Regions from separate parts of the Homo sapiens genome. Here regions 2, 3 and 4 are each linked to region 1. Evidence: chromatin loops called from intact Hi-C (ENCODE). Cell type or tissue: OCI-LY7. All regions are shown on one strand.

Region 1 (8,000 bases):
TAATTCTGCAGTCATTACTTAAAACTTCATTGACTTACTCAACTTTGCACGCGTTAACGATGAGAAACTTGGTCTCCTTTGACTGTCAACTCTATCATCTCTTCCATATATAACCGAACTACACAATCCTTTGCACTGCACTCGGGTAGATACAGAAAACTATATTTTTAATTTGAACGGTTTTATTTTGAACTACAGAGGAAAAGAGGGCTCCGAGAATGCCAAGGTAATCTGGCAATTCCAAATAACATTACGAACATCAATATGTAAGAATTTTTTCTAAAATACATTTTTTTCTAGACTTTCTCACTCAAAACCTTAGATTCACCAGAGCATACAATATATAAACTAGGCTTACCTTGCATTTAAGATTTTCCATGATTTGGTGTCAATCTACAATTTCAATAATACTTCTATCATTCTCAGACACAAAGTCTCCATTCTGGGCAGGATGGCCTCATTGTCTGCTCCTTCCAACTTCTGAAATGCCCTCCTTGATAATGTCTAACGCCCTCCTAAATGAGTTGTGTTTAAACTGAGACATCTCATTGTTGTTATATCACTCTCATTATATACTCCTTTATATTCTTATTCAACTGTTTCATTTATGAATGCCATCTCACACTCTACAAGTTTCTTGAGGGCAGATAGTATCTTTCATATGCTGCTTTTATCCCTGGGAATACAATAAATATTCACAGAAAAATTAATGTAAGAACTGATTTTAAATTACTTTAGATCTTATACTAATTTTAAATTAATTCAATAACTTCCTGGAAGTTTATTTTGTACTTTGAGAAACGGAGGCAACGGGCACTAGAATTTGTTCCCTGAGATCTCAGCCCAATTCATCTTCGTATCTCCAGAGCTGAATACAATGCCCGACACATGAAAAACATTAAAACACTTAAATAGTTAACTAAATTTCACTTTCTAAGGCCACAGAGTAAGAAATGGAATCCTGAAGTTCTAGTCCAATTCTCCCAAGATTGTATTAGTACTTTGAAATGTTCTCTAATTTCTCATATTTGTTCACATATTCTCCCTGAATATACTACAAGTATAGCAAACATAAAAGTTGTTCTATCTCCTCTTTTTAAAGCTCAAAAAGCAACCATTACAGTATTGAGTGCAGGCATAGCAGGTGGGCAATATTCCTATCAGATTTCTTAAAAAGCAACATACACGCAGCTCACAGACACTTCTCTGCCCCATGTAAAAACACGTTAGATACTCTTCCTATTGGGAAGATTTATTTTTCATCATCTTTGGCACAAGTTCTAGAATGCTATCTGCCAGGCCCCATGCCCCAATAAATATGCATCCACAAGCAATTATGGAGATAGATAGCTTATGGGGAGGGGGCACTATTTGGTCAGGTCCCAATGCTAACCTGTGGTTAGGGGGAAAAAAGAGTAGGGGGAGGGGTGTGGCCCTGTGATTAATCACTGCCCACTCTGCTTAGGGGTATTTATCACAGCCCGCTGTCAGGTAAATCACTGGAAAAACACCTCTTCAGTAATTAATGCGAAGTGACGGATGGACAGCCCCTGGGCCCATTAATCAGGAACATCAGCAGCCTACTGAGATTATGAATGTCAGGATGCATAAACTGCCGGTGGATCAATAGGCCCAGGAATTCATCCAAGGCTCTCATTTCCGAAGCATCTCCGGTACATTAGGCTCCCTCTACCCCTCCCCCAGTCTGAAGTGAAAAGCAAGGTTTCAGAACAAAGAGCAGGAGCTGAGGTCTAAAGTGATCAGTGAGAGAAAGCAGTCAAGGAAGCTGGCTATGGCTAGGGATGGTACCAGGACAGGCAACATGAGCACAGAGCTACACTAAGAGGCTCTCTCAGAAGGCTCAATGTTCCTGCAAAAGAACCAGGAAGACATGGTACACAACCAATTATTCAGAGCCTAACTGTCCATTTTAGGGATCATCCATTTTCTTGCTTCGAATTTTTTACCCATTTCCCCATCTACATTTTCTTTCCTTTCATATTAGCACCACCAAAGAGAGAAGAAAGAAATAAGAGAATGAAAATTCCATTTCTGCAACCTAACAATCTAGGTAAAAATTTTGATTTAAGAAAAACAAGAATTTATATAAAATGAAATCAGTAAATTACCTTTACCTCATCCCTAAGTACCACAATGACAGAATTACTGTAAGTACCCAGAGTGTTAAGCAAAAAAATTCCCCACCGAAAGGGTCTGCTCAACTTGTAAAATTTTTAGTCTGGAGCTGAAAGACTATTTCTGTCTACTTGTCATCCCAAGTTTAGTCAAATTTTGTATGGGAAGTAAGCTTGGGCTACAGCCTCATACTGAATACATACTAGGCTGGCAGTGACGGGAAGGAGACTGCACTTGCTGCCACATCCCGCCAAACCCCAGTGCTGTGCTTTGTGGTCAGACTCAGGCCAGGGCTGCAATTGTTGGTTAGAAAGTATTTCAGAGTTACGGCTGCCTGTTCCGCTAAATCTCATTTCATCCTACTGATGGATGGATGGACAGATGGCTGCCTGGTGAAAGCAGCATTATCAGCCAGCTTCTATGGAGCCTCCAGATGATGGATAGCCCTCTTTCTACTTTCTCCAAACCACCATCGATCCAAGCCATATTTCAGCGGTCAGAAGCCCAGTAATATTAAGACACACAATCAAGTTAAGTTACTTGCAGTGTAAACCTCTAGAACAGAAATCCTAACACCTCAGCTTTGCTGTCATGAACCACGCTAAAAATGTTACAGTTTCATTCTTTCTAGCTGCTAACCCAATGAATTCCAACAGCTCAAGCCCAAAGGGAATAGCTGGGCTCCATTCCTAGCAGCTACTTGAAAAGCTAGTTTGCCTGCCAAATTTTTTACTAGCCAGTTCATTTCTGTGAAATGAACTCTGCAGCAGTAGTGAGCGGATCTGTGAATACGTGTATATCCCGTGGAGTGTAAAGCTATTAGAATCATCAAACAACCTAGAGTTTGTCAGTGATATAATCACTAGCCTCAAACATGTGTAGAGCCTTAGACATACCAAATAGACCTTTTCTACCAACACCAAGGATAGCGATTAAAACTAGGACAGATTAAAATTATCTTTTGAACATAATCCTAAAATGTTGTTTCTACCCAGTCAGCCTGACTGGCTTCTACTCTCTTGCATACATATTAAACATAATAGTAAGTACTAATCCTTGCCTGCTTTCACAAGCACACTTCTGAGTCCATTTGCTCTATCACATTCTAGACACTCATCTCAGCTTGTCTACCGTGCCTTTCCTTGTTCCTTCCATCTTATCATCCTGAGCTCTCAGACAGCAACTTGGACTTGTATAATCGAATGTTGTGTCAAAGTTATTTCCACTGGTGTGGCTGGAAGAAATGGATTCTGACTCCAGCTTCATGACATAGGTTCCCAGAACCTACATGCTCTCTTTTGCTAAGCTTACTTATCCCCAAATGACTTCTTCTCATAATGTTTCACTATTAACTATACCCGAAATCAGCTTGGCCTGGCTCCTCCTAGTCTTGGCCCCTCTTGATTGAACCACTGCTATCCTGAGCCTATATTCACAGAGAATTAGTTTGTATTTGTTTATGGGGCCAAAAAAATGCCACGGTGGAGCAGTAACTGTCTTTCTATTTGATGTCATGATAGTTTACTTCTTTAATATCTATGCCTTAACAACATCTAGAGCTCTGTTTCTATCAAAAAAGAACATGCTATTGTTTAAAGATACTACTTTATTAAAGTGTTGTATTAAGAATAGCACTGCCCTTCAAATAAACATTAAAGAATTTTTACAGAGCCTTGGAATTAGACTTACCGAAAGGGATTGTATAGGTCAGAATTCAACATCCTAGTTTTTCAGATAAAGATACTGAGAATTCAAAATTGTAATGTCTGTGGTTACACAGATATTAAGTGGCAATGCAAGACTGGAACCTTGGTTACAATTATAAGGGCTGTGCTCACGCTACTATATTTCTCAGACATTCTGTTTTCATCCTTGGAATTTCAGAGAGAGTGAAGGCAATGAGGGTTAAGTGTTGTGTGCATGCCTATGTGTTTTGGGGAAGGAAGGTGGCCACAAATAATTAAGTGTGGTGACCTATATACTATTGTGCTTCCCATCAAGGTTGCCCATAGGTCATCTGAAAGCTATTCACTATCTTACAGAACAAAATTGGATGAATAGCTGACAATTAGATACCTCTATTCCTTTCTTCTCCTTTCTTTAGTATCTGCCCCAGCCCTACCCAGAAAGTTTTAGAAAGATAATAAGTGAAAGCAGAATCAGAGAGCAAGAGGCTCTATGACTTAACCTAAATGAACAGAGGGTCAATGTGTCCTCTTCATTTCCAAGAATGCCACATTCTGGTCAAATACAGAGCACAACTTCAATGACTGGACTTCACCCTCTGGTGGCCAAAATGTGTCACTACTACATTTCCCAGTTTCTAAGCCACCTGCATACCTATCTTCAAATCTTATAGCTGAAGCCAGGCACAGTGGCTCACGCAGGCAATCCCAGCACTCTGGGAAGCCGAGGTGGGAGTACTGCCTGAGGCCAGGAGTTCAAGACCAGCCTGGGCAACTTAGCAAGACTCTGTCTCTAAAAAATTAAAACAAGATAAAAAATTAGCTGGGAACGGTAGCACATACCTGTAACCCTCACTACTTGGAAGGCTGAGAGGGAGGGAGACTGCTTGAGCCCATGAATTTGAGGGTGCAGTGAACTATGATTGTGACACTGTACTCCAGCCTGGGTGACAGAGCAAGACCCAGTCTCAAAACAAACCAACAAAAAGCTTATAGCTGAAAAGAGCCTTTGAAAATCATCTGGTTGAGGGATTTATCTAAGACTATTAGAGTGGTAGTAACTAAGACCAGAACCCAGATTGTCTATCAACTAAACTAGCAGTTTTACCACCATTATAGCAGTATTATCAGTTTTCCACCGAGTATATGCTCACAATATATGCTGAGCAAAGTTTAATCAGGAAGTTAATTGTGCTGAAGAAATAATCACATAATGCACATCAAATCCAAATATATTATCCACACTAATACTCATTACCATTAAGGATAAATGATCAGGGTGATTTTTCCATCCCATTCCCCCAAAAATGTGCCTCATACACTGGACAAGACTTCTACTGTGACTATTCTTGGCACAAGAAAAAAACTTCAAACAATTCCCAAAAAAAAGCACTCACTCCAAAAAAAAAAAAAAAAAAAGGTTGTGTTAGGTGAGTAATAAGGAATGACAATTCTTCGAGCTGTTAGTTTTACATATTCCCTAAGCTCATATAAAGGCTGATTTATTTGCATTAAGCAAATACATTTTAGAATAACTAGTTTTGTACACTCATTTGCAAAGCTATCTTAAACCAAGACAAAGATTCTTATCTTTCATTTTAAAAAGTCTTTTTATAGTTTCTACTTAGTTAAGAAAGAACTATTAAGCCATGCCCAAGAGAACAATGACATATTTTTCAAAATCTGCCGCGATGAACCATGTCTAATTGTGTTTTCTGTTTCATTACAGTTTAGGCCCTACAAGCAAAAGTGAAGTAGTGGTAGAGCAGTGATTTAGTAGTAGTAGAGGAAGAGAAAGAAGAATAATCAGCTACCATTTACAGAGTGCTTACTACATGACAGGGACTGTGGTAAACATTGTATATACATTATCTCATTTGGTTCCAACTATAGTACTAAGAGATAGCTATGATTATCCCAATTTTATATAGGAGAAATCTGAAGCTTAAATAACTAAAGATCACACAACTTCTAAGTGTTGGTTAGGATTTCAAAGTCCCTGCACTTAACTACTAGACTAGACTGCCTGATATTCAGCAGAATGGTCTCACAATGATGCATTAGTTTCATAAATATTCACAATTTGCTTAGAATCCATGTAACTGCAAAACAACCAAAAAGAGTTCAAAGACTGCTGCCGTAAAAGGAGAAAACCAAGTAAGATAAGAATGAAAGATCTTTAATGCTTTCATGGCATGCCTATTTCCAATAACCTTCCAGACTTAAAAAGGCTGACAATAATTCACTGTTGTCTCTGAAACTTCCTCATTCACCTTGCCTCACCCTCAAAAGCCATATGGTAAAGAACCTCACCAGGTGTCAGGAGAGGAACACCCTCTCTTCTATTCCGCATAAGAATAATCTCTATACTTCTTCCTACCAACTCCTCCAAGCATTTGAAAATGCTGCCCTTCTCTACTTTCCTTCTCCAGAGGCACATTTCAACATGGGACCACCAACCAGTGAAACTGGTAACACAGTTCTCACCCTGGCAGAAGCTCAAAGTAGAATGTAGAGTATACGTTCAAATCTTGGGTCTAAAACAGAAGAAACCTGTACATCAAATACCAACTGCAGATGGTATTTTCAGATGCAATCTTAAACAGAATATAATACAGTATTTTAATATTAGTCTGCCTCTGCCTTGGACATTTATATTTACTGCCTCTGCCTCTCTGCCTGCAGCTGGACAAAGAATACAGCTTGCACAACTGGAAGAAACATTTCATGAAAAAACTGAGTATCAAGACAACAAAAGATACAAGATACATGATTCCAGTAGGATCTTGGAGGTCCCAAAATATATAAATAAACTGGCATGAAAAGGTCTTTCTCACGACATAACACAATTCATGCCCCCAGCTTATTTTATACTACACTGGCTATAGTCGTCATGCATCAGCACCAACTGATTTCACGCTTTATAGGCTGGGAAACAGTCCGCAGCTTAGTCTTTTTCACACTCCACTGACAAGGTAACCACACAGCTCACCGACTTAACTGCTCCAAGTTTAATGTTAGCACCTATTATTGACCACCTCAAAAGGCAGTCAGATAAAAGCTTTAATATACCGAACAATGGCAATATAATATGTAATACAAAGGTAGAGAGAAAAGTTTGCTTCCTACTCTGCATATGTAACTGGCGGTAGGGGGCAGGGAGAGAAGAAAAAAACTCCCTCTTAAAACTTCTTTCCCTCAATACACATCTGGAGGTTGGTCTGCTTCTACAGTTATTTGAAATTAGTTCCTCTCCTGGGTCTATTCTGGGTTTAACTGACATCCTATAGTTGACAATAAAGGAGCTCAAATGGATAAAGCTTTGGGGGCTTTACCTCAACCTTGACATGCATTAAACTTGATTTCTTTTCCTCTTTAAGATTCACAGAGTAAAGCTAATAAACCACTGGGTAAATTTTGAAAGTAGAAGCCACCAGACTCAATCTCAGCTAAGTGTCATATATGTTATCTCATTTTATCCCAACTACAATACTAAGAGGTAGCTATTATTATCCCAACTTTACAGATGAAAAATCTGAAACTTAAGTTACTTAAGATTACACAGTTTCCAAGTGCTGGATAGGATTTCAAAGTCCGTGGATTGGATTTCAAAGTCCCTGCATCTAACTACTACTGTAAGACTAAAACACATATCTTCTAAAAATTATGTTGGGGTAAAAATGCATAGCCCAGAATGCTAGTCTGGCTACAGCCAAAGGTTCATTGTAGCAAAGCTATTTATTTTGTATGTATGTTTGTAAAAATGCATAGCACAGAACAGTTTAATTTTTAAAATACCAAATCACAGTAACAACAAAAATGAATACTTATAAATGAGGTAGAGTCTGTCTGTTAGAGAAATAGCTACAGCTCCGTATCTATCACCTCCCTCCTTGGAGCTATACCAGCAGGTGTGAAATGTGCCTGGTGAGAAACTGAGAAACCAAAAGCAAGTTTCAGGCAAAGAAAACATTAACAAGTTAATAAATTTAAGAGTTTCTCTTCTATGCAGTTTCAAAGTTTATTCATTAGAGTTCCAAGAATAACAAATAATTACAATACAGTAAAATCTTCAAAGCAACGTTACTTTAAGGAACAGAATGCCTGTACACAGGGCTACAGAAGGCTTTCAAGAAGAATCATGTCCTGAACGAACATGGCTCAGGTATTTAAACTGAA
Region 2 (8,000 bases), 160 kb before region 1:
ATCCAGGCAAGGCATGGTGGCTCACACCTGTAATCCCAGCACTCTGGGAGGCCAAGGCAGAATTGCTTGAGCCCAGGAGTTCAATACCAGCCTGGACAATATATAGACACCCAGTCTCTAAAAAAAATAAAAACATTAAAAATAAAAATTTTAATTAGCTGGCATGGCGTGTGCCTGTAGTCCCAGCTACCTAAGAGGCTGAGGTGGGAAGATCACTTGACCCTGGGAAGTCAAGGCTGCAGTGAGCCATGATCCTACCACTGTACTCCATCCTGGGCAACAGAGCAAGACTCTGTTTACAGAAAAAAAAAAAAAAAAAGTATGTCCTCTCTGCATAGCCTGGGAGTAAGTGTGGTCCCAAACAATGGTGGCTCCAGATTGTGTTAACTACACAAGAAAACAAGACAGAAAGACCCCAAAGAAAATGATCAAGGCTTCAAGCTGCTCTTCCTCCTCCTCTCCCTCTTCCTTTCTCTTTTTTTTCCTTAGAGGTGGTGCAGGGCCAGGGCCCTGGAAGTGGCTGTGAGCTGGATGGCAGTGGCAGGGCCAGGGACTCAGAGCCAGTTGGCATCGTCAAGACCTGGGTTACATTAGGGGGACTGACTGAAGGAATAAATAAATTGAGGTTAATTGGAGCTAGGTTTTTCACCATTGGAGAAGGGATTGACATATATGGAAAGGGGGAAAATAGAAAGAATCCTGAGGTGATAAGATTGTAATTAAAAGTGTCAATGTAACCTTGTGATCAGATAGATAGATGATAGATGATAGATAGATAGATGTGTTTATGTGTATTCATACATATAAATATATACTACACAGTGAGTGTGTGCACATATATACACACATATAATTCCTAGCTCTGCCTGCCAAGAGGGCCTAGAAAACAATAGCACTCCAGGAGGAGGGAGCATCCAGTGTTTGGTTTCTAAACACCACCCTCCACTAAAAGGAACCAGAGCTTCTTGGAGAAATGACTGATTCCAGGGCTGAGGCAAGAAAAGTACAAGACAAGGGTGGAGCATCTTGTTCCAGAAAGTTCTTTGATATTCTTTATGTCAAAGAACGATGTAGACCTGTCAAAAGGACACAGGAGGCAGCTTGAATGGGCTCATTAGTCAAATCTGTGACAACTGAGCACCGAAATAAATAATGGTATTCATGGGTTACAATTCATTTTCTATACCAGGGGTGCCCAATCTTTTGGGTTCTCTGGGCCACATTGGAAGAAGAATTGTCTTGGGTCACACATAAAATACACTAACACTAATGATAGCTGATGAGCTAAAAAATATATATTGCAAAAAAAAAAATCTCATAATGTTTTAAGAAAGTTTACAAATTTGTGCTGGGCCGCATCCAAAGCCATCCTGGGCCGCATGCAGCTAGTGAGCTGTGGGTTGGACAAGCTTGGTCTATACTGACATGCATAGGTAGATAGGTAAGTAGATAGGTAGATAAGTAAATCAGAAGAGATGGCTCTTCTTTGCCATGAAATATCAACAAATAAATGCAGACGGAATGGTGGAAATCAATTATCACCATTTGGCAACAATCACTGAGGTTGTAAATAAAGGCATTAACAGGCATAGTAATTGGTGGGGAGATACTCAGAGGCTCTGCCAATATCATGTTCATTGATCCTCTACCCAGCCCCTGATATTGGTGTAGCCTTGGAATATCTCTCCACCAAATACTTGTCAATCACAAAGAGGGAAATGGTGAGTTTATGGTAGAGAAGTCTGGCAGACACCGTGACCAGCAGACATTCAAGGATCACATCCCAGTGGTGTGAAGGGTCAGTATCACGTGTCCTGATGAGATGCACTGAGAAGAGCCCTAATTTCTGTGATGTTCCATCAAAATGCACAGCCTGAGCACGAGGCACTGGAAGCACTGGAAAAAAACAACGAGAAATCTGTACTCTTCATAAAATGTCAAGGTCAAGAAAGATAAGGAAAGATTGAGAAACTGTTCCATATTGAAAGGAAATAAACATGACAATCAAAGTAGCATATGATCCTGGATTGGAACCATGTGAAAAGAAAGAAAAAGAGAAAGAGAGAGGGAAGGAAGAAAGGAAGGGAGGGAGGGAGGGAGGAAGGAAGGAAGGAAACAAGGAAGGAAGGAAGGAAAGAAGGAAGGAAAGAAGGAAAAAAAGAAACACTGATCGGAAATTCATTGATGGGAAATGTTGGCAAATTCTGAATGAGGTCTGTGAATTGGATGGTCATGTTGTATCAGCATCTTTTCTGGATTTGGAAGGTTTGTGATTGTTATGTAGGAGAATGTCCTTGATGTGGTGAAGTATTTAAAGGTATGGGGTATCAGGTCCACAACTTATTCTCGAAAGTTCTGAAAGAGACTAATGCTAATGGGTTGATGTATATAGAGAGAGGGAAGACAATGGAACAATTGGGGTAAAATGTTAACAACTGAGGAATCTGAATACATGGATATGGGAGTTTTTTATACTTTTCTTGCAATGTTTCTGTAAGTTTGAAAGTGCTTCAATATAAATATTTAAAATGTGTTTATAAAACCACAAAGTGCTGGAATTGCTATCCATGCCCACCAGACTCTTGATAAAGAGCAGGGAGCTCTTCTCCCCTGTTTGAGCAGAGCCTCCTAAAAAGTTCTAGCCATTATCCACTTCAGTGAACCAAGCACATCCCCCTCTTCTGCTGACTGCTGCAAAACACCAAACCAAATAAAACAAATTTTAAAATCTCTCACGAGAATAAATGAGCACCCGATACTGCTTTGGTAAGAGACTATAAAGTAACCCTTTGTTTACAATGTTAAAAGCAAACAACTGATTCATGCCGGAAACAGAAAGCATTTAAAACTTTAGAATTAAGTGCCTCTGGCAAACAGTTGGAGCTGTTTGTCTCATGCCAAGGCCAAAAGTATCGGGCTAAGCATTTTCCTCTGCTTTAGTCATGTTATCAATATTGACACCAAGGGAGATGGACCTAGTACTGCAGAAAGAGTTCAGTCTCCGGAGTCAGACAGTGATGGGTTCACATTCAGATCCCTCCACTTTCTAGCTGCATGGCTACAGGCAAGTTACTCAGCCTTTCTAAACCTTGGTCTCTTCTCCTATGGGGTGTGGAGGACAGCAGCTATTTCCCATGGCTGTAGGAAGCCTGGTGAGATGGCACGTGCAAAGCGGCCCGCATTCAGAAGACCTCCATATAGACCTGTTCCCTTCCTTTCTGTAAAACACATGGAGAACCCATGTGTCCCATCCACATCCCCAGGCCACACTGTAAGAACCATTCTAACAAGGAGACATGTCACCAGCTTCATTTGGGTCTCTTCAAATCCAGGACTCCTGTCGCCTGTGATTTCTTTCTTTCACTCTTATGACATTTTTTCCTGCCTGTCTTTATTTCAACCAGACATCCCTTAATCTCATGGCACAAAGGCCTGGTAATATTTGTGACATGCCCAATGTATTCTTTTCTCTTGAAGACACATCCTTTCACTTTTGTGGCTTATAACCTAGGGAGACCAAGAAGAAAAATGTTCGTCTGTCTTAGCCTGTCTACAAAGAGGAGCAACATGGGAAGAAATTGAACCGGGATGAATTTTCAAAGGGCTGAACTTAATAGCAAAAAGCCAAACAAATCTCCTGGAGGGTACACACAAGATGCAGGGGCACTGCTTTGGGTCCCTGTCTCTTAAAGCGGGTCTTCCCTGAGAAGAACATGTCATCTTTCAAAAGCTAGCCTGACATCAGGGTTGGCGATTGTTGTTCTTGTTCTTGCTTCCTGGCATTCTCCACCTCCAGTAGGGGGCATCACCCACATGCCACTGTCTCAGAGCAAGCCCCATAATCATCTCCTACCCGAGGAGCAGGAGAGAGAGGAGGGAAGGGCGGACGTGCTGCGCTCTCATGCAAATTGCTTCAAACCCAGGGAGGGACACAAATTAAAGGACAGAAGAGACAAATGGCCCAGAGATGCCTCATCCTGTTCAGCTCCAACTTCCTATCCTGAAACAGGGCAAGCCTCTTCCCAATGGGGTCCTTAAAGATCATCCCAACATTACGAGTGTTCCTTTAATCTTCCTCCAGAAAACAGAACTATGAAATAGTACTACTTTGAAAAAAAATGCATTTTCTTTCATTTTGTTAATTACCAAAAAAAAGTCATAATAGAAAATTTAGCAAATGCAGGTAAACCAGAAATAGGAATAGGGAGGAGAAATGAAAATCATCTATAATCCTACTGATATATACATTTTTCCTTTTTCCAAGAATAGAAAGGTCCTGCACATGAGCTTTTGAAACCTGCACTTTTTATTTAACAGAGGCCCATAAAACAGCCCCTTGCCACTAGGCATCCTGCCAAACCGTCCTCTGTGAAGGTTGTACTGTGTTCCTTAGGACCACCATTTATTTAACTACATCCCTAATGGTGAAGATTTAGGTTTGCTAAATGGGGAGTGAGTTTCCCCACATTTTGCTGTACAGATAATGCAGTAAAGAATATCTTTACAGCTCAATCTTCCCATGTGGCCATGATTATTTCCTTAGAATAAGTTTCCATATGTAAAATCAACGTAGTGAGGGCAGGCACGTTTTTAAGGTTTTGCCACATATTGCCAGTTTTCCTGCCAGAGAAGCTGTGCCAATAAAGCAAAATGTTCTTATGATCAGGGGTCACAGCTGCCAAGCTCCTCCACGTCTTCTTTACCGTCTGTGAAACCACACGATGCAGAAGGGAAGGGTTAGGTTTAGTAGCTTGTCAGAGAAGCAGAAACAGGAATGAAGATTTCCATGGCTCTGAACGTCTTATTCCCACCTGCTTGGAAGGATGTCTGTTCAGGAAGACACGGACCATTGCTAGTGATTCCTCTCCACAATTTAAAGACCTCAGAAACAGGATTTAGGAAAGAAATTTTCTTTCTCTTTTTTTTCTGTTTATAAAATTATACCAGCTCAATCAATCTTAGAAGATTAAAAAGTAAAGAAAATTATAAGGAGAAACAATCCTCCAAGTTCCCACAACCCAGAGTTTACCACTATTAACATGCTGGTGATTTTCCTTTTAGTGTTTTCTCTTTGCATATATGTTTTGTTCACATAAATGAAATGTGATGGTTGTAGTCCATTTTGTGGCCTGATTGTTCACGTTTCTTCCTATACTAAGGGCTTTCTTGCCCTTCACCCACTCAGGACTCTGCCTTGCTTAGCGATCCTGCTTCCAGGAGGATGTGGGCCATACGGTGCCCATCCGGGAGTCCTTTCTCAGCCTGGCTCCAGGAGGAAAGCCACACGTCACTCCCAGTGTTTGCCCTTTGCTCCAGGGCTGACCTTCTAACGCTCTAACTGGGCCTGTCTCTTCAACAATCTATAAGCCATTAGCTGGGGCTATATTAAATCTAGAAGGGTTCATCCCGAAGACCTCAGCTTTTATCCAGGGTCGATACAATAAATGACCGTCTGAAGAATGCTTCTGCATCTTCTGCAGGAGTCTTGGAGGAGAACGTCTGTTACGGGCCTCACTGTCCCCCTCTATTGAGTTTCTCATGATAAATTTGTGCTCACATTGAGTGTCAGGGAAAAGTTTGGCTCTCCTGACAAATAGCTATACTTCCCTTTATCCAATAACTCATCATATTTTCCCTTTCGCTTTAGCTCAATTTAATGTGCAATTGCAGTAACTATCTTCTGCAAGGTTTCTGGTTTAATCATTTCTTCCCTTCATCCCTATGACTTTCGATATTTTATCTTTAATCTTGCTGTCCTGGGGCCCATATTTTTAATTGTCAGTCATCTCAAATTTGTTTGGAAGTTAAGAGGAATACAAATCACAAATAAAAAAACAATGATCATGACCCCTAGGCCATCTCTTTAAAGCCATGCCTACCTTAGTAATTAATAATCCCCTTCACCAATACCAGGTTCCCTCCTGGCATTTTCAGGCAAGTGCACTTTAAGAGCCATTTTAAGATGCATTTGGGTACATTTGGCCTGCCTGAGAGGCATGGAAATTTTAAGGAATGAATTGTTACACAGTGATATCACTTAGTCATTTTCCGGTATACCTGAAGTCCTGGTAAGTCTCTGATCAAATACAGCCTCTTTCTGATATAATGCTGGGCGATTTCCCTACAAGGATGCGAGCCATTCCACTTTTATGCCAGCCCACTTGGCAACTGATAAAGTGAAATGGAGAGGTCCTGGCCAGTGGGGCTTCGTGGTAGTGCCCTGGGACCCATGGAAGTGGACACTGTTGTTTCTACCTGAAGCAGTTCTGCTCACTTAACATTTCCTTAAGCCCCACTGCAGACCTTCTTTGGTCTCTGTTTCTTCGGGGATCTCTCTGCCTCCTACATCTACTCCTATCCACTAGGGTTCACTCTTTAAGTGAAAGGTCAAATTGGAGACTGCAATTCTTCACCCCTCCCTGTAACAACATCCTTGCTGTAGCCTCCACATGGGCAGAGTATACTTTCCTTTTATTTGCGGGGCAGGGGGCACGGAATCCCGCTCTGTTGCCCAGGCTGGAGTGCAATGGCACAATCTCGGCTCACTGCAACCTCCACCTCCTGGGGTTCAAGTGATTCTTGTGCCTCGGCCTGCCAAGCAGCTGGGACTACAGGCGTGCACCACCACGCCTGGCTAATTTTTTGTATTTTTAGTAGAGATGGGGTTTTGCCATGTTGGCCAGCCTGGTCTCGAACTCCTGACCTCAAGTGATCCACTCGCCTTGGCCTCCCAAAATGTTGGGATTACAGGCACGAACCACCACGCCCAGCCACTTTCCTGCTCTTTGATTTTTAGCTTGGCTCAGTAACTTGCTTTGGTTAATAGAATGAAACAGAAATGAGTGTGCCAGCTCCAAGCCTAAACCTTAAGTGGCCTGGAAAGCTTCTGCCTGCTCCTTCATGCTTCTGCCACAGCCGTGAGCACAGCTTTTCCTGGGTAGCTGCTGCTCCTTCAGCCTGGGGACCATATGAAGCAGAGCTACCCCAGACAACTCACAGATTCATGAGTAAAATACATGCTTGGTGTAGTGTGCTACTGAGATATTGCAGCTATTTGTTATGCAGCAAAAGCTGACTGATACACTCTGTAACAGATCCTTCCTGGAAGATCTGATTCTTTTTCTTGTTCTTATCCATTTGGCCTTGATTCTTTGGACCATTCAGCTAGCTCCTAAGTCATCTGGAAATTAGACTCCACTCCTATGTGCAGTCCCAGCCTGTGCCAAGGACCTCAGCTCAGGTGAGAGTCCTGGGCCTCCAGCTTGTCCCATAGGATTAGAATCTCTAGGATGTCCTAACGACAAGTAGGAAAGAACATGTGCATCTTAGTCACTGGGATTTGGGTTATGGGCACTAAAAATATCTAACACTTACCGAGCATACACTAACAATGTGCCAGGCCCCACACTCAGGAGCCACATGTGTTATTTCGGGTACTCCTCAGCCTTCTAGTACACACAAAAAGACTGATGCACTCAGAGGACTTTCCTGAGCCTCACAGCCATGTGGAGAGAGAGCTCAAACCCACCTGTGTCCAGCTCCAGAGCCCACACCATGCCACTGCCCTGTGTTGACCTAAACTGTGTGACTCACTCTGTGCCCTGTACACTAGGTTGGCAGACAAAGCCATTTCAATCACAGCTGAGCTCTCTCCCAATCTGTGCTCAGGGCCAGAAAGCTAGGCCCTGGGTCGGTGGTGGCTGCCATTTTTGCCATTGCTCCCTCCTCCCAGTCCAGACCCTGCACTGCAGGTGGATTCCTAGACAGGAACTGTGGCAGGAACCTGAAAAGGACAGATCCCCTGTGCTGCGTCCTGCTGAGCAGCAGCAAAGCCTTGGGGAGCCATTCTGTGGCCAGTAGAACTTAGAACTCAGAGGAAAGGGAGCAGTGGGGTGAGCAGAGAAGCTTTCCAGAAGCTTTTGGGGGGAGCACCATGCGGCTTGTGGGAAGACTGGATCATACTGATCCTCCAGGGAAAAGTCCAAGACCCCTGGTGCTGC
Region 3 (8,000 bases), 260 kb after region 1:
ATGGTGAAACCCTGTCTCTACTAAAAAATACAAAAATTAGCCAGGAGTGGTGGTGCGTGCCTGTAATCCCAGCTACTTGGGAGGCTGAAGCAGGGCAATCGCTTGAACCTGGGAGGTGGAGGCTGCAGTGAGCCGAGATCACACCACTGTACTGCAGCCAGGGCAACAGAGTGAGACCCAAAAAAAAAAAACAAAAAACACCAAAAAACCCACAAAGATATAAAGTCACTGACCAGTTAGGTGGAACAAGAATTGTGCTCATGGTGCCAATGGATGAGACATTGAAGCAAGGAAAGAGGACCACCAGTCTTGTTGCTGTGAGCTCAACAGTTTCTCTTAGGACCTTTTAGGTTTATGGCTTGTCTTTCAAACTAGACTACAAGCAACCTACGGTCAGGGACTTTGTCTTAAGTACATTTTTAACACAGCACTTGGCACATAGTTAGAGCTTAAGAAATATTTACTGTCCAATTAATTGGAGGGAAGTGATGAAAAGGATGAGAGAAAAGCCAGAAAACTGATTTAGAAAGTGTGTGGATCTCTTGGGAAGAAGTCATCCATTGAAGAAATAGCACCATTATAATAACAGGCAGAAGAGAAGAGTCTTTCATCAGCAGTGTTTTGGACTAGAGAAGAGAATGACTCTTGCACGGAGGAGCTGGTGCCCAGGGCTGCTCCTGGATGCAAAGGGAAAAGCAAATCTTTGAGACAGTGTTATAAAGACAGAAGTGATATTATCTTTCTTCCTGGTAATACAGGGGAAATAAGGGAAGGGACGAGGGAAGTAGGACCCCTGCAAATCTGTGCCTCTCGTGCTACCAAAACAGAGGAATGAAGAAGCGCGGGGTGGGAACAGGGGGAGGGAGATGGCTCAGGAATTTGCTTGTCATCTTGGCTGGAGTGAGCTTGAATGGGAGAGAGAGACTGAGAATAATGGGAATTGGTAGATCAATCAATCAGCAAATATTTATTGAGCAGCTACCCTGGCTGGCAGCTGGAGAGAGCTCAGCTGGAGGGAGGCACATTAGAAAATTGTCTATAAAAAGGTGGTTGTGGGGGAGAGGGAGGGGTGTGTTCTTCTGGAACAGGATGGAAGGAAAAGCAGCCTGCTTTGTTGTACAACTCCTGGGAGTGTCATTCACATGGTAGCCTTTGTGAAAAGCCCCTCTGGAAATGCGCCATGCACAGCCTGCAAGGCCATTTGCAACAGACCTGGGGAGAAGAACCCAACCCTGTGAAAGAGCTATGGTCCTACCTGGGGTGGGGAGGGGGCGGTTTCTGGGATGAGCCAAGGTGGCCCTGCTCACCTCTCCCTTCCCTTCTTCCTCAGGGCTCTGGACGCTACTCTATCTACATTGCCAATTACGCCTACGGTAATGTGGGCCCTGATGCCCTCATTGAAATGGACCCTGAGGCCAGTGACCTCTCCCGGGGCATTCTGGCGCTCAGAGATGTGGCTGCTGAGGCTGGGGTCAGCAAATATACAGGTATGCAGAGTGACATGGGAGGTAGTATGCTGGAGGGGCTGGGGCTGGGGGCCAGGGCCCTGCAAGGCTGAGTCTAATTCATCAGAGACCACAAGGAAAGGGTGGCCTTATGTCCCTGGTGAGGGGAGATGAAGGCTCCATTCCATCCTGCCACCCACAGAAGGCTTCTCCCACACTGCCTCTCCAAGCATTGGTGAGATATCTGGCAGGTACGAGTTTTGGGGTACCCAAGAGGGGACATCTGGCTTGCTGGAAAGTGGGATGTGAGAACACCACATCATTTTCTCCCTGGAACCTCTTGCCCCACTGCCTCTGGTAACCTCAATGATGGGTGAGCAGGTTCTGTAGGAGAAAACTGACAAATCACAAAAGCCGAGATTTAAAGCATTCTTTATTGCCAAATCGCAGATGAAATTATTTACTTACACATAAGCAACCAGGAATTGAGTGCTAAATCCCTAGGCTTCAGCTGGGTCCCGTCTCGGATAACTGAGCTCAAAGAATTGAGTTCTTGTTCCAAAACCTCTCCAGCACTTTTTTTTGAAGGCACGCTCTCCCCTCATCTTTCTGGTTGGGGGACCTATTGTCAGACTCTCTGACAGGGAGATCTTTCTAGGGAAGGCTGTTTTTCTAATTCCAGCACGGCTGCTGACTAAACTCTGATAATCTGCCAATAGACTGCTGATGGCAGAGCAATCCAGTTCCTGTTTTGGGTGCCAAAAATCAGGAAGCCAGAGCTGTACACAACAACTTGTCATGTGAACTTAAGCCACATTCATACCAGACCTGCACTTGGGACAGAGAGATCCTCTTGTTGGTCGGCCTTCCCAACATACCCATCCCAACGTGTGCAGCAGAGGCTTCCAAAGTGGCAGCCTCCCTCAGTCTGAATCCTGGGGCTGGAAGGATGGTTGAGGGGTCCTTTGGGGTACCACCCTGCCTCCAGACACCTGGGTGGTGGCATCATCTCAAAGTCCTGCCCAGAAAGGGTTGTCACTGCCTCTCCTGAGTTTACAATGCCTTTCCCTAGCCACTTTTCACCCTGGTGAAAGGGGGAGATTAATGTTGACCTGTCTTACAAAGTTTGTGGGAACAAATGACTAGACAATAAAATGGTTAGCACAGCTCAAGCCCCATCTAAGTGCCTGAGAGCTCCGCGCGTGAAGGTACCATGGAAAGGCTGTATCAGTAATAAACTATGTTTCCCCCGGAAAAGAAATAAACATGCAGGCGCTTCAGCCTAGATTTGTACAGTCAATTTTTTCTGCATAGTTGCCAGTTCTGTGCACTGGGCTGGCTTGGCAATTAAGTGCCTTGATCTTGCAAGGGAAGGGGGGTGCACTGGGGGGATGAAGCACTTGAAAATGACAAGGTGGAAGGGAGGCAAGGACTGGGAGAGCAGGCTAGACACAGAATAAAAGAATCTGGAGGTTGCGGCTGGGTTTGAGCATGAAGGGGGCATTGTTCACGCTGGCTGGGCTGGCACAGAACCGAGGAGCGGGAAGGAGGAGACCCAGAGGAGGCAGATGAGGAGCACAGTGGGGATGGAAGCACCAGCCAACTGTGCCGGCTGGGCTGGAAGGACGGGCAGTTCAAGGAAGAAGCAGCAGCTTTGGTGGAGGAACAGAGGGAGGCTGGGGCAGCTGGCGTGCCCAGAGGACGTGTTCGAACAGCTCTGCAGACTTCCAAAAGCCATTTGGCTGACAAGAACCTATTTGGCCCACCATGTTACTATTCTGTCTGCGCGCCTTCTCCAGCCCACCCTTTCCCTGCCCGCCAAGCCCCCCAACACTACCCTGTAGCCCCCCTTGTCACTCAGCTAATGACACATGGACGTCTGGCTGGAAAACTAGCCCGGAGTGTCCCCCACCCCCGAGCCCCAGGAATGGACCCCAAATGTAAGGGCCGCCATGCTGAGCCCGGCCTGATGGCTGAGGCTTTGGGCGCGTGGCCAGCGCTCAGCACCACTGTGGTGCCAGGGGGCCTGAGAAGCTGGGAGGAAAGCAGGCAGAAGGGGCAGGCCATGTCCAGATGTGCACTCAGGGAGCTGGGAGGTCCCTGGAGCCAAGCCACACAGCACCTGCCTGCTAGAGAGCTGTATGACCTGGGAGAACCTCCCATTTTACAAAGAACAGACGGAGATCCAGGGAGGAGAAGGGACTCGCCCAAGGTCACACAGGAGGTTGGTAGAGAGCTAGCACTTAGAGCCCCATCTCCTCCTGATGCTTAAACTGCCACAGCCCGCTGACCTTTCCGATGACCTCCAACTTAAGAACCCTACCAGCCTGCAAGACAGGAGGGGCTGTGAGGGGAGGCCCACACCCACTGGGATGACAGCCCCAGGCTGGCACCCGGACTTGAGGCAGCCCCACCCGGGTTGTTGTGGCTGAAGCAGCTGCCTGGCTGAGTGTTCAGGACAGCGGGGGAGGTCCAGCCACCCCAGGGCAGGCTAGGCAAAGGTGCTATCCAGGTACCGGCCTTCAGCACTGCGGGAGGGGGAGGGGAGGCCTCCTCTCTAGACATTATCCATTTCCGCAGCTGCAGCTGCTCCGCTGGGTCACAGTGCCATCTAGTGGCCACCATGCCAGCTCTCGGGGGACTCGAGGGCCCCGGGAGGGTGGCCAAGCGAGAGATTGGGAGAGAGACTGGGGCAGTAGGAAGACCACTCTCCCATCCCCTGGTCCCCAACTTCCCCAGCTGCTTGAGGCCTCTTGAAGCCGGGACAGTGCCGGGAGCTGCCCTGCCTGGGAATCCTGGGAACTGGGTTCTGGACATGGCCAAGGCCCTGGCGTGGAACCAGATGGAAAAAGAGGAGGGGAAGGTGAGAGGCAAGAGTCCTGCACTGCCTCCGCGGTCCAGGCCCCAGTGACCTTGGGCATGCCCCTCAGCTTTTCTGAGGACATTGAACTAGCAGGTGAGGGGACAGGGTCTGGAGCCAGGCCACAGGTGCAGGTCCAGCCTACCCTGTGCATTACAGCCTAGGCAGTAGTGGGCAAACTATTCTCCCAGCCTCAGTTTTCTCATCTTCAAAATGAGAGTGTTGTGAGAACGAAAGGAGGCGCACATGGGACATGGCTGGCACATGGCCTGGCACACGGGCAGTGCCCACCTAGTATAGCAAATACCAACACCTTCCACTCTGAGGCTCTGCCAGAGCGATGCCAGGGCCTTCTGCTGGGCACCTCCTGGGTACAGGGAGCACTGTGCAAGGTACAGGGGGATGCACAAGAGAAGCAGGCCCAGCCCCTGCCTGGGAAACATTCTCTGTGTGTCCCCCCAAACCTCCAGTCCTGGGCATGGCCAGCGGCATCTTCATCCCCATCCCCTCTGGGGTCCATCTCTCTGCTCTCCTTCCTGCCTGCCCTGCCTCCCCTAGGCCTCGCCTCCTCCCCAGGAACTCTGCATTTTGGCCTCACCCTTTGAGGCAGCATCTGTCCAGGCTGCAAGGTGGTGATTAAAGAAGCCTTAAAAGAAATTCGGAAAGAAAATGAAGGTGGATTTATGATGTCAGGTGGGGAGTTTTGCTGTTGGCTGGGAGCAGTATGGAACAAAGCGGAGGGCAGATCTGATTTATAGGAAGTCATTATTGAAGGAGACGGAGATGCCTAAAGCCCAGCTGAGGCCTTCTGGCAGATCCTCACCAGTGAGCTCAACCAGGGGCTACAGAGTGGGGGCCAAGGGGCCTCCTAGCTTCCCAGGTGGGCGCTGGCCTTTCATCGGGAGTGAAGCCAGATCTGACAGCCAGGGACCAGGCAGGGCTGGAGTGACAGGCTCCCCAGCCAGGGCCCGGGACCCCCAGGAAGTGCAGCACGGGCCTGCTAGGGGTACCCAAAGCCCAGGACACACAGAGACCTTTTCCCTGGGGTGTCAGATGCATTTGATGAGTATCGGGGGGAACATTGCGTTTCTTTTAAAACAAACACAGATATGTTATAGAATTGAAATGTAATTTTTGTGTGCATTTTTCTCAACACAAGAGATTTTAAAGAAATGTCAAGCCTGTGGCTAGCCTCTCTGGGTTATACCCCTAGGCTACACCCCCAGGCTTTGCCAGTGCAAATCCCTCCTCTGTCAAGAGGAAACAAATGATGGGGCCTGTCCTGCTGCCCCACCCCTTGCCTTAACATTCTGCAGAGACAGGGCAGGAAGGATGAGCGGGGGTGTATCCTTGTCTAATACCCGCCACACAGTCAAGTCCTGCCCAGGCTCTGAAGGCTCCCAGAAGGCTTGGGAGTGGCAACACCAGCACCTACACAGTTATCTTGTCTTATAATTTTTCAGGAAATTTAGGATGAGAGACCCTGTTACCATCCTGCACTTGATCCTCACATCCCATTTTCCAGCATGTTTACACACACACACACTCTCTCTCTCTCTCTCTCTCTGTGCCCATTCCTGCACCACGTTTCCAGCATTTCTGCCCTACTCATTTACAATATCTTGGATGCTCTTGGCAGCCTGCGAATCATGGCATTCACCAGAATCCTGTTTCTATTAAGGTCTCAGCAGATGGCCAAGTTCCCTGGCCGAGGGGCCTCACCTCAGAGTCTCTGCTGATGCAGAGGGTGCAGGGCTAGATGGGCACAGGAATCAGCCCCCAACATGCTTATCCTGTGTCCACCCTGGAGGATGCATTCATTGCAAAGTAAGCTAGTAGCAATCTTGGAGATCTTCTCAATTCCCACCCACTTTACAGGAAGGAAACTGAGGCCTGGAGAGCATGCTTCCCGTGATCCTGAAGGAGGGGAGGTGCAGAGGCCAGGCAGGAAGCAAGAGGCTTTACCTTAGCACCACGAATCCTTGTGCTGCCTCATCCCTGGGTCCTCAGACCCACAGCTTGGAGAAGTTCAGCTGCATGCACACCCTCCCTCCCCACCATCTTTCCCTGTCTCACCCCCCAGTCCCTGAGGGCTGGCCCAGATGCAGTCTGAGAGATGGATTGTCTGCACCCGACTTGTACTTGGGTCTGCATTGCCAGCGTGCCAGGGCTCAGAGGTAAAGGGATGGTTCTTGAGGACAACCAAGGCTGCCCTTTGGGGGTTGGGCCCAATGAACAGATCATCAGAGTGCCAGAATGTGGCTAGGGGAAATGGGGACCTCCAAGGGGCATTTTCCCCTCTAACTCCAGCCCCTACCCAGCCTGATGGGCAGGGTGAGCAGAAGCCTTCAGCAGGGATGGGCAGGGAGGAGCAGTCACACCCCAACAGCAGAACAAGGAGGTCTTTGAAGCCTGAAAGTGCTGGGAAAAAATAAAGGGATATTATTCACCCAGCAGGTGGTAAATAGTCCCAGCTAATGACTGTGTGGCACCTGACATTTTCCAAGGCACCTTCCAAAAACCAGCTCACTTAATATTTATGACAGCCCCGAGAAGGAGCCATTATTATTATCACTCTTATGTTCTAGCTGAGAAAACAGAAGCCCAGGAAGGTTCAGTGATGAGCCCAAGGTCACACAGCTCAAACTTGGACTTTCTGACCCCCGGTGCCGTGGTGTCTCCCACAACCAGCACTGCCTCTCCAGCTCCGAGAGAATGCGCTGGCCTCAAATTATAAAAGAATTAATTGATGCAAGGTGGAGTTAATTCCCTGTTAGAACATCATTCTCCAAAGCTAAATAAAGATGTTCCTAACTGCCCCCTGGGTGACCGAATTTGGTGTGTACTAAACCTTAAGAGATGGAGGAGAGGGAGGGTGTGACAAAGGAGAGAGGAGAGGAGGGGAAAGCCCTGGTAGAAGACATTTGCTGAATAATTGGCCTTTGACATTGGCCTGGCAGAGCATAGGCATGGCAGCCTACATAATGATGGGTGGATTCTATTGGTTTGAAGAAGATTTGCTTGTCGACCTGGGAGTCGTTTCCCTATGGCATCAGTGAGGGGTGCAGGTACCTGGCTGCCCCACCTCAGCCCCCCGTTGGGCCCCCATTGTAAAGCTGCTGGGGCTGGCACCCAGGAGGCCAGCTTCCTGACTGTCGACTCACCTGCTCCCCAACTATGCAGCCAACTTGCCGAGAAGGAGGTGTGGGTAACATCTCTGTTATGGTCCGGTTGCCATGGCAATAAATTGTGGCTAATTAGTAGTGTGGTTACCATGGCAATTTTCTAGTAATTACAGGTTACAAATGGTACAAGGCTTCAACCCAACCCAATTAGTTAATTAGAAAGATTTAGAAATTTGTCCAAAAGGGAAATAACCTGCTTTGTAGAAAATGAAGGGAATGTGTCACAGCTTGGGAGCCAGAGGCAGAGAGGAAATTGGAGGATGTGGAAGCGGAGGAAGAAGGATGGAGCTGCGTGGAGGCAAGTGCCTGAGTCCCACCTGGAATTTCCAGGGGCCCGGGCAGGGCTGAGGGATTCTCAGAGAAGCTGGTAAGACCAGGGCAGGGACAGCTGCCAGCAACCACTTAGTGGCACCTCTTTTAATGGGCAGAGGTGGTGCCCAGGTTGTGACCCCACATCCTTTCCTGCTGGCTTTAGGACAGGCCTCTGGAAGCCACCCATGCCACTCCATA
Region 4 (8,000 bases), 220 kb before region 1:
CATGTCGGATGGAGAATGCACTTTTTTCCCTTGGAACTGCATTCTAGGAACCTGCTGGGTGGCCTTGTCTAGATGAGCCACTGAGTTCCGTAAGGGCCCTGCCACAGTTGGTTCTGTGGATATAGAAAGATTATTTGAATGGCCATTTTGTACCAAGCCTGGATATTAGCTGAGATGTAGCATTAAATCATATCTCAGTGGAGACATTTTTATAAGAAGAACCTAGGTTAATAGAACCCATGTACATTGCTTTTGTTGTGTTAATCTATTGCTGGGTAAAACTTAGAGAACCACAGACACACAGCCTACATGTCTCTTCCACCAGCAGTTTTCAAACCTGGCTGATGATCAGAATCACCTGAGGAGCTTAGCCTTTTATTTTGTTATTTTATTTTATTTGTTTTTGAGACAGGGTCTCACTCTGTTGCCCAGGCTAGAGTGCAGTGGTGCGATCTTGGCTCACTGTAACCTCTGCCTCCCGGGTTCAAGCAATCCTCCTGCCTCAGCCACCTGAGTAGCTGGGATTACAGGCATTCACCACCATGCCCGGCTATGTTATTTTTAATTTTTTTGTAGAGACAAAAGTCTCACTATGTTGCCCAGGCTGGTCTGGAACTCTTGAGCTCAAGCAATCCTCCCACCTCCACCTCCCAAGGTGCTAGGATTACAGGCATGAACCACCACACCCGGCCTGAGGAGCTTAGCTTTTTTAAAAGTGCTTCTTTGGTGGTTCTTTTGTGCAGCAGATTGGAGACCACCACCTGCATCCTCTCGTCCAAATCCTACCCATCTCAGAGGCACTTGAGGGGATTCTGCACAAGGCCAGGTCCCCGGGCCTGCAGGACACTAGCTGTGGCCCTACATGCCAGCGACCACACACGCTGGAGGCAAGTGCCCATTTCCCATCGTGGAAAGTGAGGAGCTTGATTTCTGGTTTTGTCTTTCCATGCTGTCATATTAAAGGCCTGCTTAGAGAAAGCTGTTTAACTTCATTTTTAATAAGACTTCTCGAATGTATTTTAACATGGAACTTTTCTTTATGTAACACTTATTAAAATGCCATGGGTATATCCATGGGTAGAGATGGACCAAAATTCAAAGTCCAGGGCTAAGAAGAGTCAGGTAGGGCCTCCAGTAGCACAGGCTTCTATCACTGCTCCTGTGCCCTCCAGGGAAAGGAGGGTGGGTGTCAGAAACCAGGCTTTCGAAAGTGGATTCTGACATGGGAGCTTGTGGGGTGAGAGGAGGCAGGCTTCTGTGACTGCAGGTGATGAGACGGCATGGGAGACGACCTACAGACCGGAAAAGAATACAGGCAAAGAGGTCTAACTTCTACCAATAATATAGGAAAGGACAGAAGGACAGGCCAGCGTGGCGGCTCACGCCTGTAATCCCAGCACTTTGAGAGGCCGAGGCAGGCGGATCACTTGAGGTCAGAAGTTCTTGACCAGCCTGGCCAACATGGTGAAACTCCGTCTCTACTAAAAATACAAAAATTAGCCGGGCGTGGTGGCAGGTGCCTATAATCCCAGCTACTCAGGAGGCTGAGGCAGGAGAATCACTTGAACCTGGGAGGCAGAGGTTGCAGTGAGCCGACATCGCACCACTGCCCTCCAGCCTGGGTCACAGAGCAAGACTCCATCTCAAAAAAAAAAAAAAAAAAAAAAAGAAGAAAGGACAGAAGGAAGAAACTTCTAAGTGGTTTCATGATTTATCGCAGAGACCACACCCTAGGATTGTTGCCAGTTTTCTGTGGGTGACACTTCGTGTTAGCCAGCATTAGCTCCTTGTCCCTGTCACCACTCCCAGTGATTCTCCTATTGCCCAGGGTCTCCTGACCACCACCACCCCACCCCATGCACTCTTCCTGGTGTTGATGTTAACCCAGAGACCTGGAACTGGGGGAGCTCAACAGAGCCAAGCTGGGCCACAGCGGGGAATGAGGCCTGAGGAACCGTCAAGCTGTGGGGGGGTGACAGGCCATCTGGGGACAGCATGGAGGGCAGGGATGTGGACAGTGGGGCCTTAATGCAGAGCTCTGTTCCAGGTCTTTCCCAAATATGAGGAGTTCATGCATCGCTTGGCATTAGCCATTGACCCTCTGCTGGATGCGGCCCCCGTGGACATGGCGGCCTTCCAGCATGGCTCCTTGCTGCAAAGGATGAGGTCGCTCTCCACCCTCAAGCCCCTGCTGAAGGCAGGTAAGTCCAAGTGCAGGCACCAGGGCATGATGAGTGACCTTCAAGGAGGTGAGCCCATTGTCTCGATGCCTAGACACAAGCCTGAACCTCCATGGCAGCCTGCCAGCTGGGATCAGTTAACATGCTGCGATCAATTAGGGGCAGCCTGGAGCACTTTGTTGAGAGCATCTTAGGCTGATATGCCTTTAAAATAGAGCCTGAGACCAAGGCTTATGCGTGGGTAGTTCATTTGGAAGGGTGACCCCAAGACACAAAAATAGCAGAAAGTTGGGGTGAAAGTGGACAGAGAAAGAGTCAATACCAGAGTGTGTGATCGCACTAGCCAGCACTGTGGGTGACAAGATGCTGGACCTGTGTGGGCCCTCTGGGAAGCCTTATGAAAAGCATTTGAGGAACCTTCTCGGGAGATGGAAAGGGAAATATTTATCCATTGGGTTCTATCTCCCATTGGCCAAGGGTTGCCTCACAGGGCATTGACTCCCACACTTCTGGGCTGTGCATCTGTGGGTGCCAAGTAGGTTCCCATGAGTGCCCTGCCCTGGTGCCAGAGAAGCCCTAGGGAAGAAGTAGAGAGGCTCACTTTTCAGGACTGAAGTGAGTTGCTGTGGAGTTGCCTGTGTGAAGCTGATCAAAGCCTGCTTGGAGCTCAGCATCATGGCTGTGGCTAGAATAAGATATAGGGGCCAAGAGATTTGAAGAGCTGCCCCCATACAGGAAGAATGCTAGATTTGGGCTCAGCAAGGAGAAGTTCTGTGATCAATTAGTAATGTCTGCCATGAGTATGCGAATGGAAGGCTCATTAAGTGTGCTATTATTTTCTACCCTCCTTGAGGGTATACAGACCAGTTTAACCTCTATATCCTAGAAAAAAAATCATTTGTTTCCCACATGTCTTCGTGGTTCAGCTGATTCCAGCTGGCTCAGCTGATCTGGTTTGGTCTCAGGCATGTGTTTGTGTCTGCAGCAGCTCAGTGGAGGCAGCTCTGCTCCAGGTACCTCTCGTCCTCCTTGTAGAAGCACATGCTGACCTGGGTGTGGACTTTTCACATCAGTGGCACAAGCACAGAGGGCATGCCCCAATGTACAGGCCTGTTTCAGTTCTGGGTTTGTGTCACATCGGCAAACATTCCACTGGCTGACCAAATCACATGGATGAGCCCAGAGCCAAGGAGCCAGGCAGGTTAACCAAGTTGTGGTGGGTTGAGAGGCACTGCAGACTTATACATTGCAAAGAGTATGGAGCCAGTGGAATCTATTACAAATGCAAAAAGTAGACACTGCCTCTCTCTCAGATAACCAGTCCAAGGAGCTCTGTGTGAAAAACAGGCAAAAAACATTTATTGAGCAACTACTATGTGTCAGACACTAAGCTAGGCCCAGGGGCTGTAAGGCTAGAGACCATGATTTCTACCCTGAAGGCCTTAAAGCCTAGTTTCTTTCTGAAATGGTCTGAATCAGGGTCATAGGAATGGATCAGCCATGCCAGCCTTCTCCCAGGATATGGGCCTTCCAGAGTTCGAAATAAGGGAATAAGGTACAAGTTTAAAATTTTCCAAAAATAATGCTAACTGCTTAAATGTATTAAGTACCCATGAACTTGCAAATGCTTTACCTAGCTCATTTAATCCTCACCGTAGCCCTTGGGGTGTAAAATAGGATTCCCATTTTACAGGTAAAGAAGCAGGTTCAGAGATGTTAAAAATGTGTCCCAGGCACTGCAGCTAGTGAGAGGTGTGGCCAGGACTCAAGCTGGATCTGTCCCTGCATTGGCTGTGCTATACCACCTCCTGGCAGGAAGTCTCAGCATCCTCCATGCTTTTATCCCCCAGGCCAGGTCGGAGGGTTTCCCTGTCACCTGTTTCAACTTCTGTTTTGTGGATCTTCTCTTGTAGGCCGCATCCTGGGAGCCCAGCTTCCCCGATATTATGAGGTCCTCACAGCTCCCATTACCAAGGTGAGTGGTTCCCCAGCCTCAGGCCCGACCAGGCAGTGAGAGGGCCCTCCTCCCATCCAGGCTCCTAAGCCCTTCTCTCTGCTGTTGTGCTGTCCAGGTGCTGGATCAGTGGTTCGAGTCTGAGCCTTTAAAAGCCACTCTAGCCACAGATGCAGTGATTGGAGCCATGACAAGTCCCCACACTCCGGGGAGTGGGTGAGTGAGGGGGGTGAGGTGGGACACAGGAGTGGGGCATGTTCCCCAACAGGAGTGAGGACAACAGTGGCAGTGGCAGCAACAACAGCTGCCACTTAACAGAGCTCACCCAGTGAGCCAGGAACCGAGCCAGGCACATCACACACGATCCACTTAACCCTCAGAGCAACATCTGAGAACTGCGGTTCAGAGAAGGGAGTGTCTTGCCCAAAGCCACTCAGCTGGTAAGTGGCAAGGCTGATTTCCAGCTTGAGGTGTCTGACTCCCCAAAATCTTCCTTTTTAGTGACTGTGCCCTACTGCTTCACTAAGAAAAGCCTCTCTCCCACCTCCCGCTTGATAGCTCAAAATTAATATCTTCTTTTCTCTCCTCTTCCCTTCCCTCTTCTACCTCTCCACTCCCGCAAACGCCCATTCTCCCTTCTCTCTCACTGTTCCTTCCCCTGGGCTCTGGTACACACTCACACAGACACCTCAGGATGGACAGGAAGCTGCCTTTTTCTTTATGAGTGAGGGTTTGTGCTGACAGCCCAATCCGAGAGGTGGCAGTCAGACACAGCAAAGCCTGCAGTGTGGTCTGACTTAATGAGCCCCCGCAGAAGCAGGAATGGAAGGCTGTGTGTGTGTGTGTGTGTGTGTGTGTGTGTGTGTGTTGGGATGGAGAATGCAGCCAAGGGTTGGGCCGTTTCCAGTGCACCAGAAGATACAGCTAGAAGCTAGAAGCTAGAAGGCGTCGACGTGGCTTTTCTCTCAAGGGATGAGCACACCCTCGGAAGTGGTTTTTCAACACATATTAAGCCGGCCCCAAATTCCCCCAGGGCGATGGAGATGGGGGCTTGGCAGCAGTTGCCACACATTGGCCAAGCTGTGATCTACCAGCCAATCTGGATCTTCCAGCTGGGGCCTCCTGCCCTTTTCTCTTCGGATCCCTGGGAGGCTTAACCAGTGCTCCGTTTGTGATCTTTAAGTAATCTGTTCCATCATTAATTCTTCCAACAAATATGGATGAGCGCTTGCCTGTGCTAGGTGCTGGGGATACGGTAGTGAGCGGAGCAGATGTCCTGATGGGTGAGAGACACAGAGCGAGTGATGATGATGAAGTGGCGTGAGTGTGATGCTAGGAGGAGCAGCCGGGACACAGCCTGGTCTAGGGTCAGAGAAGCCTCTACATGGAAGAGGTGTTTGATCTGAGACCCAAAGGACAAAGAGGAGTTAACAAAACATAAGATGAGGGAGGGAGGGGCTTCAGGCCGACAGAACAGCAGGGGAAATGCTGGGGTTGAGAGAACGTGTGATCCACCCAGGAAATCGAGAGGTTCTGTTAGTTAGGAGGATGGGATATGGATAGGGGGACAGGATGAGGGATGAGGCTGGAGTGCCTGCTAGAAGACTGGCCATTATCCTAAGAGCAGTGCCAAGCCGGGGAGGCTTGGAATGGTGATAAGTGAGTGGCAGGAGCAGAGCTGGGCTTTAAGATAGGGCTCCAGGATATATGTGGACAAGACCTGCAGGAGAGAAAGTGTGGGAGAGGGGGTCCAATGAGGGGCACTACTGCAGCAGCATAAGGAAGAGAAGAGAGGCTGAGAGGTGGGATGACCTTGAAAGCCCTTTGGAGGCTGAGTTGGTGTTGCTTTGTGGATGTAGATGGGGAAGGATGGTAGCGGTCAAGGCTGACACCTGGATTTCTGTCGGAAACAGAACCTCCTGTTGAAAGGTGCCGTTCACTGGGATGGGAAAGATTGAAGGGGAAGCAGCTGGAGAATGGGGAAAAGGTGGTGGGTTTAAGATGCTGCCAAGAAAGGGTCCAAAGGGAGATATCTGTGGGTAGCTGGACACCGGAGCTGGAGCTCAGGAGAGGGCTGGAGCTGCAGGTTTGGGCATCGTTGCCTTCTTTGTGGTAATAAGCTATGCACATAGACACACTTGTTAGGGAGAGGGTGTAGAGAAGGCAAAGGGCTCTTACAAGAACTTGAGCTCATTGAAGGCTGCTGGGAGAGGGCTGGATGGTGGCAGGGAAGGGCTGAAGATCAAGATGGAAAGGAATAGTTGCACCTGGAACTCTGGGGAGATGAGATCCCACCTCCAGGATCTGAGTCGGATGGTCTGTCCACAGGTATGTGCTGCTGCACCATGTGATGGGGGGCCTGGAGGGAATGCAGGGGGCCTGGGGCTACGTCCAGGGGGGCATGGGTGCCCTCTCTGATGCGATCGCAAGCTCAGCCACCACACATGGAGCAAGCATCTTCACTGAAAAGGTGAACGGCCCCTCTACCCCACCCCAATTATTAGTAAGGATCCCAGGACAGAACAAAGTCTCAGATTTGGAAGGTCCCTTGTTTTACCAATGAACAGAGGGGCCATGAGGGGATGGGTTGCAGAATCAAGAGATTAAGGTCATGCAGTCTGTTAGTGGCTAACCACCCCCTTGGAATTCCCTGGTCACTGAACTGAGACTGAGTGTTTCATGGAGAAGCTGAGGCTTCATGGAGAAGCTGCAGAACTTGGTGGGATGGGTTTGGGATGAAGAAGTTGTGAATGCCTAGGAGCAGCACAGACCATGGAAATCCCGGAAGATCTAACATGGATTTCCCTTCCTGCGGTTTCTGGGGCCTTGTTCTGGTGGGCTCTAGACAGTGGCGAAGGTGCAGGTGAACAGTGAAGGCTGTGTTCAAGGAGTTGTGCTGGAAGATGGCACAGAGGTGAGAAGCAAAATGGTGCTGTCCAACACATCACCGCAGATCACCTTCCTGAAGCTGACGCCACAGGTGAGGCTGTGGGCAGGAGGGTGGAGCTTAGATGTCTGCCAAAACAGGGGTTAGAAATCGTGGGGATTGAGGGAGCCAGGATTGCATCAGGGTGTGAGATGCAAAAGCCAAGTCTCTGCATTTGGGAAACAGGGGGGTAAGGGCAGGTAGCAAACGGGGAAGAAGCCTCACAGGTGGGGAGAAGGGGCCAGAGAGGTGAAGTGACCAAGATTCCGGCCATTGGCAGAGCCAGAGCTAGAACCCAGGTCTGACTTTCAATCTAGAGTTATTTCCACAACTTTCCTACTTTCCTGATTTCTCCCCTCTCACCGCTCTAATTCCATTGTCTTTGTCAATGATCTGTTATATTATCCATGATTATTAATTAATCAATTAACAAAGAGCCACAATACTTCTGGGCATACAACAAGAAATACTGGCACCCAGAACTGGAGACTTCAGTTGATCTTGGTGGATTTCAGCTGCTTAAGGCTTGCTCATGCGTCTGCAGTTGGCTGTGGGTCAGCTTGCCGGCTGCTGATCTTGGCGGGACTCCTTCATGTGCCTGGGAGCTGGCTGGTGGTGGCTGGTCCAGGACCGTTTCTGCTGGGATGACCGGGTGGGGGACTCGGCTATGCTCCATGTGTCTGTCCTCCTCCAGCACGGTAGTCCAGGCATGTTCTCAAGGTCTGGCAAAGGGCAAAAGCAGGCAAGCTCAAGCATGCATGCAAGCATCACATGGTTTGATCTCTTTGCATCCTGTTTGCTAGCATTGGCCAGACCAAGTCTCATGGCCAAGCCTAGAGTCAGAGTGTGAGAGCACTGCAAGGTTACACGGAAGTGGGTGTGCAAACAGGGAGGGGTGAGCTTTGGGGGCAGTTTTTGCAATTGACTTACCCTGTGCTCA

Evidence for each region. Hi-C counts contacts between places; a loop is a spot of excess contacts. Peaks named below come from ENCODE experiments on the same cell type or tissue, not always from the same donor. Only the 100,000 strongest peaks of a DNase experiment are listed, where the experiment ranks them.
Region 2: it touches region 1 in a loop (9-fold over the local background); 4 of 110 quality-filtered maps call a loop at or near these places.
Region 3: a loop joins it to region 1, with 3 times the contacts of the local background. A loop is called at or near these places in 2 of 110 quality-filtered maps.
Region 4: it touches region 1 in a loop (29-fold over the local background); 6 of 110 quality-filtered maps call a loop at or near these places.

The regions. Positions count from the first base shown.
Region 1 is chr10:98,167,125-98,175,124 of GRCh38, reverse strand. All of the region lies in intron 4 of R3HCC1L (R3H domain and coiled-coil containing 1 like), which reads right to left. Among named protein-coding and RNA genes, the nearest start is that of R3HCC1L, 36 kb to the right of the region's middle. RefSeq lists enhancers at 1,357-1,858, 4,474-4,523. In OCI-LY7, CTCF peaks have their summits at 4,222 and 4,431 (motif pointing left); DNase peaks (open chromatin) are centred at 4,414, 6,114, 6,794, 7,724 and 1 weaker place; H3K4me3 peaks cover 3,229 bases; H3K27ac peaks cover 3,957 bases.
Region 2 is chr10:98,327,892-98,335,891 of GRCh38, reverse strand. No RefSeq gene overlaps it. Among named protein-coding and RNA genes, the nearest start is that of MIR1287, 63 kb to the left of the region's middle. In OCI-LY7, CTCF peaks have their summits at 3,594 and 3,794 (motif pointing right); a DNase peak (open chromatin) is centred at 3,811.
Region 3 is chr10:97,910,987-97,918,986 of GRCh38, reverse strand. It overlaps CRTAC1 (cartilage acidic protein 1), which reads left to right. Exons shown (of 15, transcript NM_018058.7): 5 at 1,331-1,487. Among named protein-coding and RNA genes, the nearest start is that of MIR3085, 39 kb to the right of the region's middle. RefSeq lists an enhancer at 3,918-4,494. In OCI-LY7, CTCF peaks have their summits at 3,840 and 4,052 (motif pointing left); a DNase peak (open chromatin) is centred at 4,026.
Region 4 is chr10:98,391,546-98,399,545 of GRCh38, reverse strand. It overlaps PYROXD2 (pyridine nucleotide-disulphide oxidoreductase domain 2), which reads left to right. Exons shown (of 16, transcript NM_032709.3): 6 at 2,048-2,201; 7 at 4,094-4,155; 8 at 4,253-4,350; 9 at 6,463-6,604; 10 at 6,980-7,114. It overlaps MIR1287 (microRNA 1287), which reads left to right and starts at 4,239; the gene lies at 4,239-4,328. RefSeq lists an enhancer at 7,989-8,000. In OCI-LY7, CTCF peaks have their summits at 4,683 and 4,886; DNase peaks (open chromatin) are centred at 4,885 and 7,865.